Regions from separate parts of the Homo sapiens genome. Here region 1 is linked to region 2. A link is an interaction called in ENCODE POLR2A ChIA-PET data of the cell type or tissue named here. Cell type or tissue: OCI-LY7. All regions are shown on one strand. Links, peaks and the distances in the headings refer to the core of each region. The heading gives the core; the rest is flanking DNA. Region 1 holds the start of LOC124904622 (a long non-coding RNA gene). Region 2 has its middle 14 kb from the start of TINCR.

Region 1 (5,373 bases), core at 68-5,067, 67 kb after region 2:
CCAGGTCGACATCTGACTTTCTGGTTCAGGGACCAGGCAGACACGGGGAGTAACCCTGAGAGGTTTGGGAGTGACACTGAGGTCAACCTGCACCCTGCTGGCTCTGATGTCCTGACAGGGGTCCCTCTGGGCTGTGGTGCTGTGGTAAACAGCAGTGGGGGAACCCTGCAGACAGTTCGTCCTGAACACCCCGACAGCCGATTGACGGGTCTTTATTAGCTGGAGAGCTGCGTGGGTTTAAAATAGCATCGTGGCAACAACAAAAGCAATCTGCCTCCTGAATTTTCATTCTGAACGGGTGATCTGCTTTTAATCAAGCAAGGCATCCCAAAATGCTCCTAATTACCCCGAGTCAAGGGCTCGGCAGTCATTTCGATGTCAGCATTCAGGCTGGCGTGATTAGATTTTCACCAAACGAGGGAGCTCGGCCAGAGCTCGATGTCAGGGTGAAGCCAGTCCTGGAATGTCCGGGGTGCCCTGATTTGGAACTGGGGGATGGAGGCTGCAGGGCGGAGACAAACCTCAGGACAGGGGAGTCGATTTCAGACTTGATCGGTGGCTTTGAAAAACCCTCTGTCCCTTTGGGGGCCTCAGTTTCCCCATCTGTACAACGTGATGATGGTGATGATGAAATGAGATAGCAATTGAAAACGTTTTTTAAATTTTTTATGGTTTTTTTTTTTTTTTTTCTGAGACAGAATCTCACTCTGTCGCCCAGGCTGGAGTGCAGTGGCGCAATCTCGGCTCACTGCAAGCTCCGCCTCCCGGGTTCAAGCAATTCTCCTGCCTCAACCTCCCGAGTAGCTGGGATTACAGGCATGCGCCACCATGCCCGGCTAATTTTGTAGTTTTAGTAGAGACGGGGTTTCTCCATGTTGGTCAGGCTGGTCTCGAACTCCCAACCTCAGGTGATCCACCCACCTTGGCCTCCCAAAGTGCTGGGATTACAGGCGTGAGTCACCGTGCCTGACCCAAAGGTGCATCTTATATTTGACGGCATCTCAGAGCCCGTGGAATACAGTGACAAGTAGGTATGTGGCAGGGTGTGTTAGAAGGTGAGAAATGCTATGGAAGGAAAAAAGAAAAGATGATGCTTTCAGGCTGGGCGCAGTGGCTCACGCCTGTAATCCCAACACTTTGGGAGGCGGAGGCAGGCAGATCACCTGAGGTCAGGAGTTTGAGACAAGCCTGGCCAACACGGTGAAACCTCATCTCTGTGAAAATACAAAAATTAGCTGGGTGTGGTGGTGCACACCTGTGATCCCAGCTACTTGGGAGGCTGAGGCAGGAGAATTGCTTGAACCGGGGAAGCAGAGGTTGCAGTGAGCCGAGGTGGCACCACTGCACTCCAGCCTGACGTGCAGGGCAAGACTGTGTCTAAAAAAAAAAAACAACAACAAAAAAAAAAAACAGAAGCTAAGGGGCAGTTCTGGGTGTCTGGGATATAAAATCCCCCCACGATGGCAAGTACACAGCGGCTCGTGCCTATAATCCCAGCACTTTGGGAAGCTGAGTGGAAGGATGACTTCAGGTCAGGAGTTTGAAACCAGCCTGGGCAACGTAAAGGTGTGTCTTTTTTTTTTTTCCCGGCAGAACACATCTCTGCAAAAAATTTAAACATTAGCCAGGTAGGCCGGGCGTGGTGGCTCATGCCTGTAATCCCAGCACTTTGGGAGGCGGAGGCAGGCAGATCACCTGAGGTCAGGAGTTTGAGATAAGCCTGGCCAACACGGTGAAACCTCATCTCCGTGAAAATACAAAAATTAGCTGGGTGTGGTGGTGCACACCTGTGATCCCAGCTACTCGGGAGGCTGAAGCTGGAGAATGGTGTGAACCCGGGAGGCAGAACTTGCAGTGAGCCGAGATTGCGCCACTGCACTCCAGCCTGGGCGACAGAGCAAGACTCCATCTCAAAAATAAATAAATACATAAATAAATATAATCCCAGCACTTTGGGAGGCTGAGGTGGGCGGATCACGAGGTCAGGAGATCGAGACCATCCTGGCTAACACGGTGAAACCCTGTCTCTATTAAAAATATAAAATACAAAAAATTAGCTGGTGTGGTGGCGGGCGCCTGTAGTCCCAGCTACTTGGGAGGCTGAGGCAGGAGAATGGCGTGAACCCAGGAGGTGGAGCTTGCAGTGAGTCGAGATTGCGCCACTGCACTCCAGCCTGGGCGACAGAGTGAGACTCTGTCTAAAAAAAAAAAAAAAAAAAAAAAAAAGAAAATTAGCCAGGTATGGTGGTGCACATCTGCAGTCCCAGCGACCCAGGAAGCTGAGGCAGGAGGATCACTTGAGATTGGGAGTTCGAGGCTTCAGTGAGCTATGATCGTGCCGTTGTACTACTCCAGCCTGGGTGACAGAGCAAGACCTTGTCTCTTAAAAAAAAAAAAAAGAGAGAGAGAAATCTTCCCCCATGTAATAATGGTGAGATCATAGAAGGAACTGGAAGCATGGGGATGGTGGCTCTATGAGGCTACTCTGGGGAGCTACTAGGTCTCCTTGAAAGATTTAAATCCCAACAGGTGAGTTTGAGAAGCTTTAGGGCTTGAGGTTTGTGGTTTCTCTTGTGGTCTCAAGTCCCGTTGGTGGAGATGATAAACCATGTGGCTGCAGACCCTTGGAACGTCGTATCATGGCCAGGAGGAAGGTGGATTGTGGGCAAAGGCAGACTCTGCAATCAGACAGGTCTGGCAGGAAATTCCAGCTATACCTATTCCCTGCTATGTGACCTTGAGTGAATTATGTCCCTCCCTGAGCCTAGTTTCCTGGCTGGTAGAATGGAGACCATATCAGCTCTTGGGGCCGGGCATGGTGGCACACGCCTGTAATCCCAGCACTTTGGGAGGCCAAGGCAGGTGGATCACCTAAGGTCGGGAGTTCGAGACCAGCGTGACCAATATGGTGAAACCCCGTTCGTACTAAAAATAAGAAAAATTAGCCAGGCGTGGTGGTGCACACTTGTAATCCCAGCTGCTCGGGAGGCTGAGGCAGGAAAATCGCTTTAACCCAGGAGGCAGAGGTTGTAGTGAGCTGAGATCGCGCCACTGCACTCCAGCCTGGGCAACAGAGTAAGATTCCGTCTCAAAAAAAAATCAGCTCTTACCCCATAGCATGAGTGTGCAAATTCAATGTAAGCATGTAAACTCTCAAAAGAAGCGCTGTGCAGAGCACCTGGACCACAGCAAGGACTTGATAAATGTTACCAGTTAGGGTCTGGAGTCTTCCTTTTTGCCTAGGATCTATGCCACTGTCTGCCACCTTTTTCTGTGGTATCAAAAGCCTCCATTCCTGTTGTATCTGTTAGGATAGGCTTGGTTTTGCTGCAGTAATCAAACAGCCCCTATGCCTCAGAGGCTAAGAACATCCAAAGTTTATTTCTCACTCACATTGTATATGCAATTGTGACCTTTTGGGCCAGGGACTTGAAGATTATCACTTCCCTCCAGGACCCTGGCTGATGGAGCAGTCACTGCCTGGAACTTGTTGATTTCTGTGGCAGAAGAAAACAGGGTTCTGGAGGGTATTTCATTAGCAGCTAATTGTTGTATTTTGAGTAGAGACAGGGTTTCACCATGTTGTCTAGAACCCATCCTACATTCCCACTCAATCCAACCCATTGCAGAAGCCAGGAAGTTCAATCCCAAACTGTGCTCATGTAATAGCCGTAGCTATGACATCCACCAAATCTCTTTGACATACAACCCTAAGCACTTCTTTTTTTCTTTTCCAGAGACAGGGTCTTACTCTGTTCCCCCAGGCTGGAGTGCAGTGGTGTGATCATAGCTCACTGCAGCCTCGAACTCCCGGCCTCAAGTGATCCTCCCGCTTCAGCCTCCCAAGTAGTTAGGACCAGAGGTGCACACCTCCATGCCCAGCTAATTTTTAAAAATTTTGTATAGGCCAGGCACGGTGGCTCACGCCTGTAATCCCAGCACTTTGGGAGGCCAAGGAAGGCAGATCACGAGGTCAGGAGTTCGAGACCAGCCTGATCAACATGGTGAAACCCCGTCTCTACTCAAAATACAAAAATTAGCCAGGCGTGGTAGTACGTGTCTGTAATCCCAGCTACTCAGGAGGCTGAGGCAGGAGAATCACTTGAACCCGGGAGGTGGAGGTTGCAATGAGCTGAGATTGTGCAGCTGTACTCCAGACTGGGCGACAGAACGAGACTCTGTCTCAAAAAAAAAATTTGTGTGTGTGTGTGTGTGTGTAGAGACAGGGTCTTGCTACATTGCCCAGGCTGGAGTGCAGTGGTGCCATCATAGCTCACTGCAGCCTCATCTCCCAGGCTCAAATGATCCTCCTGCCTTGGCCTTCCAAGTACCTGGGACTACAGCCATGTGCCACCACACTTGGCTAATTTTTTATCTTCTTGTAGAGACAAGGTCTCACTGTGTTTCCCAGGTTGGTCTCAAACTCCTGGCCTCAAGCAGTCCTCTCACCTTGGCCCCTCAAAGTGCTAGGACTGCAAGTGTGAGCCACTGTGCCTGACCAGCATTTATTTCTCCTTCTCACATCTGCAGATCAGCTGGGCTCAGTTCTACCCTGTGAATTGGGTCAGGCCGGGTCCATGTGTTTTTTTATCTTCCTTGGCTTAGTGGCTTTTCAAGGCATTTTTGACCCAGGGCTAAAGGTTGGAGCAGGAGAGGTCATGTAGAAACATGCAGTGACTCTGAAGACCTAAGTGCAGAATTGGCACACTGTCACATTCCCTCACATTGCCTTGACCAAAGCAAGTCACGTAGCTGGGATGGCCTCAGTGGGTCAGGGAAGGGCATTTCTCCCGTAAACTTTGGGAAGAGGTTGAATGAAATTTGCTGAAGAATAATCTAGTCTTCTATGTTTCAGAAGGTAAAGATCAAGAAATATTTGACAAGACCACTATTAATTACCATGCAGACACCATATACATAAATGTCAGGTTGTAAAGTGAAAAGTCCAGGGGTATATGGACTTCAGGAATGGCTGGATCCAGAAGCCCCCTTTTCTTAGTGTCTCTGCTCTGTCTTCAGGCCCTTACAAGACGGCTGTAGGTTTGAGTCCAGCAGGGAGAGCCTGCATTTTGATACTTCCTTTTCAGGTGTCAAATCTCTCAGATAGCATGCAACGAAGAAACAGCAACCTCTATCGCTTGATTGACACATACAATGAGCAAATTATAGGCTTCTTTCTCACTGTTCCCTTGCACTCTCCGTCACACTGAGCAGCTCATCTTCTGCAGAACAGGCTCTTGTTTCCACAGGTTCCCCCCTCCCCGCGTTTGCTCACACAGTACCTCCCCACCATGTTCCCCAAGGGGGATCAGATTATACAAACTAAGTATCACAGGCTCCCAGGGGGCCAGGCTGGAGTTCTTTGTATGGATT
Region 2 (5,373 bases), core at 59-5,058:
CTGCGCCCGGCCTCTTTTTCATCTGCTCTCTGTCGCTCCATTTCTGTCTGTGGTTCTGTTTGTATCTCGTTATCTCTCCCTCTCTTCAATATCTCTCTCTCTGCGTTTCTCAGTTCGTCTGCATCTCAGTCTCTGTCTCTCTCCATGTCTCTGTATTTTTTTCTCAAATCTCCTATTGAAAAAGACCCCTCTTTCCCTAGGCCAGGCTCAGTGGCTCATGACTATAATCCCAACACTTTGGGAGACCGAGGCAGGAGGATTGCTTGAACCTAGGAGTTCGAAACCAGCCTGGGAAACATGGCGAGACCCAGCCTTTACAAAAGCATTTAAAAATTATCCAGGTGTGGTGGCATGCCCCTGTGGTCCCAGCTACTTGGGAGGCTGAGGCAGGAGGATCACTTGAGCCCAGGAGTTTGAGACCACGGTGAGCTATAACCATACCACTGCACTCCAGACTGGGTGACAGAACGAGACCCTGTCTCTAGAAAAAAAAAAAAAAAGAAAAAATAGGCTGGGCGCGGTGGCTCACTTTGGGAGGCTGAGGCGGGCGGATCACGAGGTCAGGAGATTGAGACCATCCTGGCTAACACAGTGAAAAATTAGCTGGGTGTGGTGGCGGGTGCCTGTAGTCCCAGCTACTCGAGAGGCTGAGGCAGGAGAATGGCGTGAACCCGGGAGGTGGAGCTTGCAGTGGGCCGAGATTGCGCCACTACACTCCAGCCTGGGCGACAGAGCAAGACTCCATCTCAAAAATAAATAAATAAATAAATAAAAATAAAATAAAAAATTAAGAAATATAACATTAAAATTTAAAAAATAAATAATGAAAACATTAGTTGGCTGGGCACAGTGGCTCATGCCTGTAATCCTAGCACTTTAGGAGGTCAAGGCTAGAGGATTGCTGGAGGCTAGGAGTTCGAGACCAGCCTGGACATGGGCAACATGGCAAAACCCTGTCTCTACTAAAAATACAAAAAAATAGCCAGGCGTGGTGGTGGTGCACACCTGTAGTCCCAGCTACTTGGGAGGCTAAGGCAGGAGAATGGCGTGAACCCGGGAGGCGGAGCTTGCAGTGAGCCGAGATTGTGCCACTGCACTCCAGCCTGAGTAACAGAGCAAGACTCCATCTCAAAAAAAAAGAAAAAGAAAAAAAGACCCCCTTTCCTTCCAATATCGTAAGCATGACCTCTGGGGTGTCTTCAGAAGCTGCTGGGATCATGCATTCCACAATCACTGATTAAGCACCTCCAGTTTGCAGGGCTCTGAGGACAGCGTGGTGACTAGGATACCCAGTCAAGCTCCCCACGGAGTTCACGGCCCAACAAAAGCCACAGAAGCTGCAGGGCAAGCGCATGGCCCCTGAGACTCCCCAGAAACCTCTCCCACACACAACCTTCCTCTGAATGACCTTGGGTGTTCTTTGTCCCTCGCTGGGCCTCAGTTTCCCTGCCTGCCCAAGAAGGGAAGTGTTTGGGATAGCCAGGCATTCGGTGTTTGCTGGCAGACAAATCCTGACTAACCCCCGTGCCCAAATGGATTTGAAAGAACCCTCAAAAAGGAAAACAGTCATAAGAAAGAAAAAAAAACCCGGCCAGGCGCAGTGGCTCACTCCTGTAATCCCAGCACTTTGGGAGGCTGAGGCGGGCAGATCACGAAGTCAAGAGATCGAGACTATTCTGGCCGACATGGTTAAACCCTGTCTCTACTAAAAATATAAAAATTAGCCAGGCGTGGTGGCAGGCGCCTGTAGTCCTAGCTACTTGGGAGGCTGAGGCAGAATTGCTTGAACCCGAGAGGCGGAGGTTGCAGTGAGCCAAGATCACGCCACCGCACTCCAGCCTGGCAACAGAGCGAGACTCCGTCTCAAAAACAAACAAACCAAAAAAAAAAAAAAAAAACAACACAGAGCCGACCACTGACCTTGCAGGGTGATGCACCTGGGGCAGAAGCAGCCTCACTACCACCCCTTGGAGCATCACGGAAACTTATCCATCTCTTTCCTTGGTGGCCCCTGGCTATCCACTGAAGGCTGCTGGCCTCACTATGAGGGCTCCAGGCCTGGCCCTGAGGTCCCCTGACTTGGCACTGACCTCACACTTGTGCTTTAAGCTTCAGACCTACTAAACCCCTTGCTGGGCTCCAGCCACAAGGTTTTTTTCACAGGCTATTTCTTTTCTTTTCTTTCTTTTTTTTCTTTTTTTGAGACAGAGTCTAGCTCTGTTGCCCAGGCTGGAGTGCAATGGCGCTATCTTAGCTCACTGCAACCTCCACCTCCTGGGTTCAAGCGAACCAGGAGGTGAGAATCCTGTCTCAGCCTCCTGAGTAGCTGGGACTACAGGCACACATCGCCATGCCCTGCTAATTTTTGTATTTTTAGTAGAGACGGGGTTTCACCATGTTGGCCAGGCTGGTCTTCAACTCCTGACCTCAGGTGATCCGCCCGCCTTGGCCTCCCAAAGTGCTGTGAGCCACCGCACCCAGCCTGCATGGGCTATTTCTGTATATGAAATACCCTCTCCCAACCTTTCACCTTTCACCCTGTGATTTGCAGGTTCAATGTCACTTCCTTGGGGAGGCCCCCAAAACAAGTTATGTTCCTGTTGTTTTGTATTCTCACAACATCTTGTTCTTTTCCTTTGTAGCATTAATTATTTATATTATTATTCATTCAATGTATGTTTTCCCCACTAGCCTGTGGGCACCATGAAGACGGGGAAGAGGTCTGGTTTGGTCACTGCTGCAGTACACAGCGTTTAATAACCCAGCGCCAGGGAGCGGTGGGGAGCCAGGAACACCTTTGCTCCCTTCCCAGGCTCAATGAGGCCCCCTCTCCACCATAGTTCCTGCCACCACTGGGCCTTGGTCCAGGTGACCAAGGGGCACGGAGGTTTGGGATTGGGATTCCAGGCACTCTGGCTCCTGCCGCCGTGATAAATGGGGAGAATTCAGAATTAATTATCGACTGCTCTGCTGAGCCGGCCTGATCTGGGCAGATAAAGAGCGTGGGCGCCACTGCATCTGCCCAGCGCTTCTCAGAAGTTTATTAGAGGATGGGAGGCAGTTGGCTGATGGGAGGAGTCTGGAATGCATTAGAGCCAGAGCTGCTGGGGGCAAGGCTGTGGCTCTGCTGGGCCACTTGGGGCAACACGCTCTTCCTCTCTGAGCCTTGGTTTTCTCATTTGGAAAAAGGGAAGTAAAAAAGAAAATCCTACCCCAGCAGTTTGGGATGCCAAGGTGGGCGGATCACCTGAGGTCATGAGCTCGAGACCAGCCTGGACAACATGGCGAAACCCTGTCTCTACTAAAAATACAAAAATTAGCTGGGTGTGATGGCGGATGCCTGTGATCCCAGGTACTTGGGAGGCTGAGGCACTAGAATCCCTTGAACCCGGGAGGCGGAAGTTGCTGTGAGCCGAGATTGCACCACTGACCTCTCTGAGCCTTGGTTTTCTCATTTGGAAAAAGGCAAGTAAAAAAAAAAAAAAACAGCCGGGCGCGGTGGCTCACGCCTGTAATCCCAGCACTTTGGGAGGCCAAGGCAGGCGGATCATGAGGTCAGGAGATTGAGACCATTATGGCTAACACGGTGAAACCCATCTCTACTAAAAATACAAAAAAATTAGCCGGGCGTGGCAGCGGGCGCCTGTAGTCCCAGCTACTCCGGAGGCTGAGGCAGGAGAATGGCGTGAACCCGGGAGGCGGAGCTTGCAGTGAGCCGAGATCGCGCCGCTGTACTCCAGCCTGGGCGACAGAGCGAGACTCCGTCTCAAACAAAAAAAAAAAAAGAAAAGAAAAATCCTTATATGTTGAGATAAGTTTTTTGGGGAATCACCAAGAGCAAAGAAAGCAAAGTACACAGTAGGTTTCATGCGTGTCCATGTGAAGAGACCACCAAACAGGCTTTGTGTGAGCAGCATGGCTGTTTATTTCACCTGGGTGCAGGCCGGCTGAGTCCGAAAAGAGAGTCAGCGAAGGGAGATAGGGGTGGGGCCGTTTTATAGGATTTGGGAAGGTAATGGAAAATTACAGTCAAAGGGGGTTGTTCTCTGGTGGGCAGGGGTGGATCTCACAAAGTACATTCTCAAGAGTGGGGAGAATTACAAAGAACCTTCTTAAGGGTGGGGGAGACTACAAAGTACATTGATCAGTTAGGGTGGGGCAGGAACAAATCACAATGGTGGAATATCACCAGTTAAGGCTGTTTTTACTTCTTTTGTGGATCTGCAGTTACTTCAGGCCATCTGGATGTATACGTGCAAGTCACAGGGGATGCGATGACCTGGCCTGGGCTCAGAGGCCTGACATTCCTGCCTTCTTATATTAATAAGACAAATAAAACAAAATAGTGTTGAAGTGTTGCAGCGGCGAAAATTTTTGGGGGGTGGTATGGAGAGAGAACGGGCGATGTTTCTCAGGGCTGCTTCGAGCGGGATTAGGGGCGGCGTGGGAACCTAGAGTGGGAGAGATTAAGCTGAAGGGAGGTCTTGTGGTAAGGGGTGATATTGTGGGGATGTTAGAAGAAACATTTGTCGTATAGAATGATTGGTGATGGCCTGGATACGGTTTTCAATGAACTGAGAAGCTAAACGGAAGATAGAAGGTCTGAAGAAAAGGAGGAGAAAAATGGGTATTAAAGGACTAAGAATTGGGAGGGCCCAGGACATCCAATTAGAGAGTGCCCAAGGGGGTTCAGCGTAATTACTTTCTTGGTTGGCAAGTTTTTGGGCTCTATCCTTGAGTTTTTTTATGTTGTCATACACCAGGCCAGATTGATTTAGGTAAAAACAACACTCCTCATTTAAGAATATGCAGAGTCCTCCTTTTTCAGCAGTAAGTCAGTCAAGGCCTCGGTGGTTTTGGAGGACAACTGCAGCTAAAGAGTCAACTTGGGCCTGGAGGACTGATAAAGTTTGTGATTTTGAGGGCCTCTAAAAGTATTAAAGCAGCAGCAGCCGCTGCACGCAGACATGAGGGCTAGGTTAAAACAGTAAGGTCAAGTTGTTTGGACAGAAAGGCTACAGGGTGTGGTCCTGGCTCTTGTGTAAGAATTCCGACCACGCTAACCATGCCTAGGAAGGAAAGGAGTTGTTGTTTTGTAGGTGCTGGGGTTTGAGAGGTCAGTCGGACACGATTGGCAGGGAAAGCACGTGTGTTTTTGAGAATTATGCCGAGATAGGTAACAGATGAGGAAGAAATTTGTGCTTGATTGAAGTAATGGGGGCTGTCTGTGAAGCTTTGCAGCAGTACAGCCTTGGTAATTTGCTGAGCCTAATGGGTGTCAGGGTCAGTCTAAGTGAAAGCAAAGAGAGGCTGGGACGAGGGGTGCAGGGGAACAGTGAAAAAAGCATCTTTAAGATGGAGAACAGAATAGTG

Evidence for each region. Peaks named below come from ENCODE experiments on the same cell type or tissue, not always from the same donor. Only the 100,000 strongest peaks of a DNase experiment are listed, where the experiment ranks them.
Region 1: POLR2A ChIA-PET joins it to region 2 with 15 read pairs; 6 of 35 experiments call an interaction of 5 or more read pairs at or near these places.

Annotation. Positions count from the first base shown.
Region 1 is chr19:5,484,739-5,490,111 of GRCh38, reverse strand. It overlaps LOC124904622 (a long non-coding RNA gene), which reads left to right and starts at 2,469. Exons shown (of 2, transcript XR_007067106.1): 1 at 2,469-2,529. In OCI-LY7, for the core only: no CTCF peak of the experiment used is centred there; no DNase peak of the experiment used is centred there.
Region 2 is chr19:5,551,703-5,557,075 of GRCh38, reverse strand. No RefSeq gene overlaps it. Among named protein-coding and RNA genes, the nearest start is that of TINCR, 14 kb to the left of the region's middle. In OCI-LY7, for the core only: no CTCF peak of the experiment used is centred there; no DNase peak of the experiment used is centred there.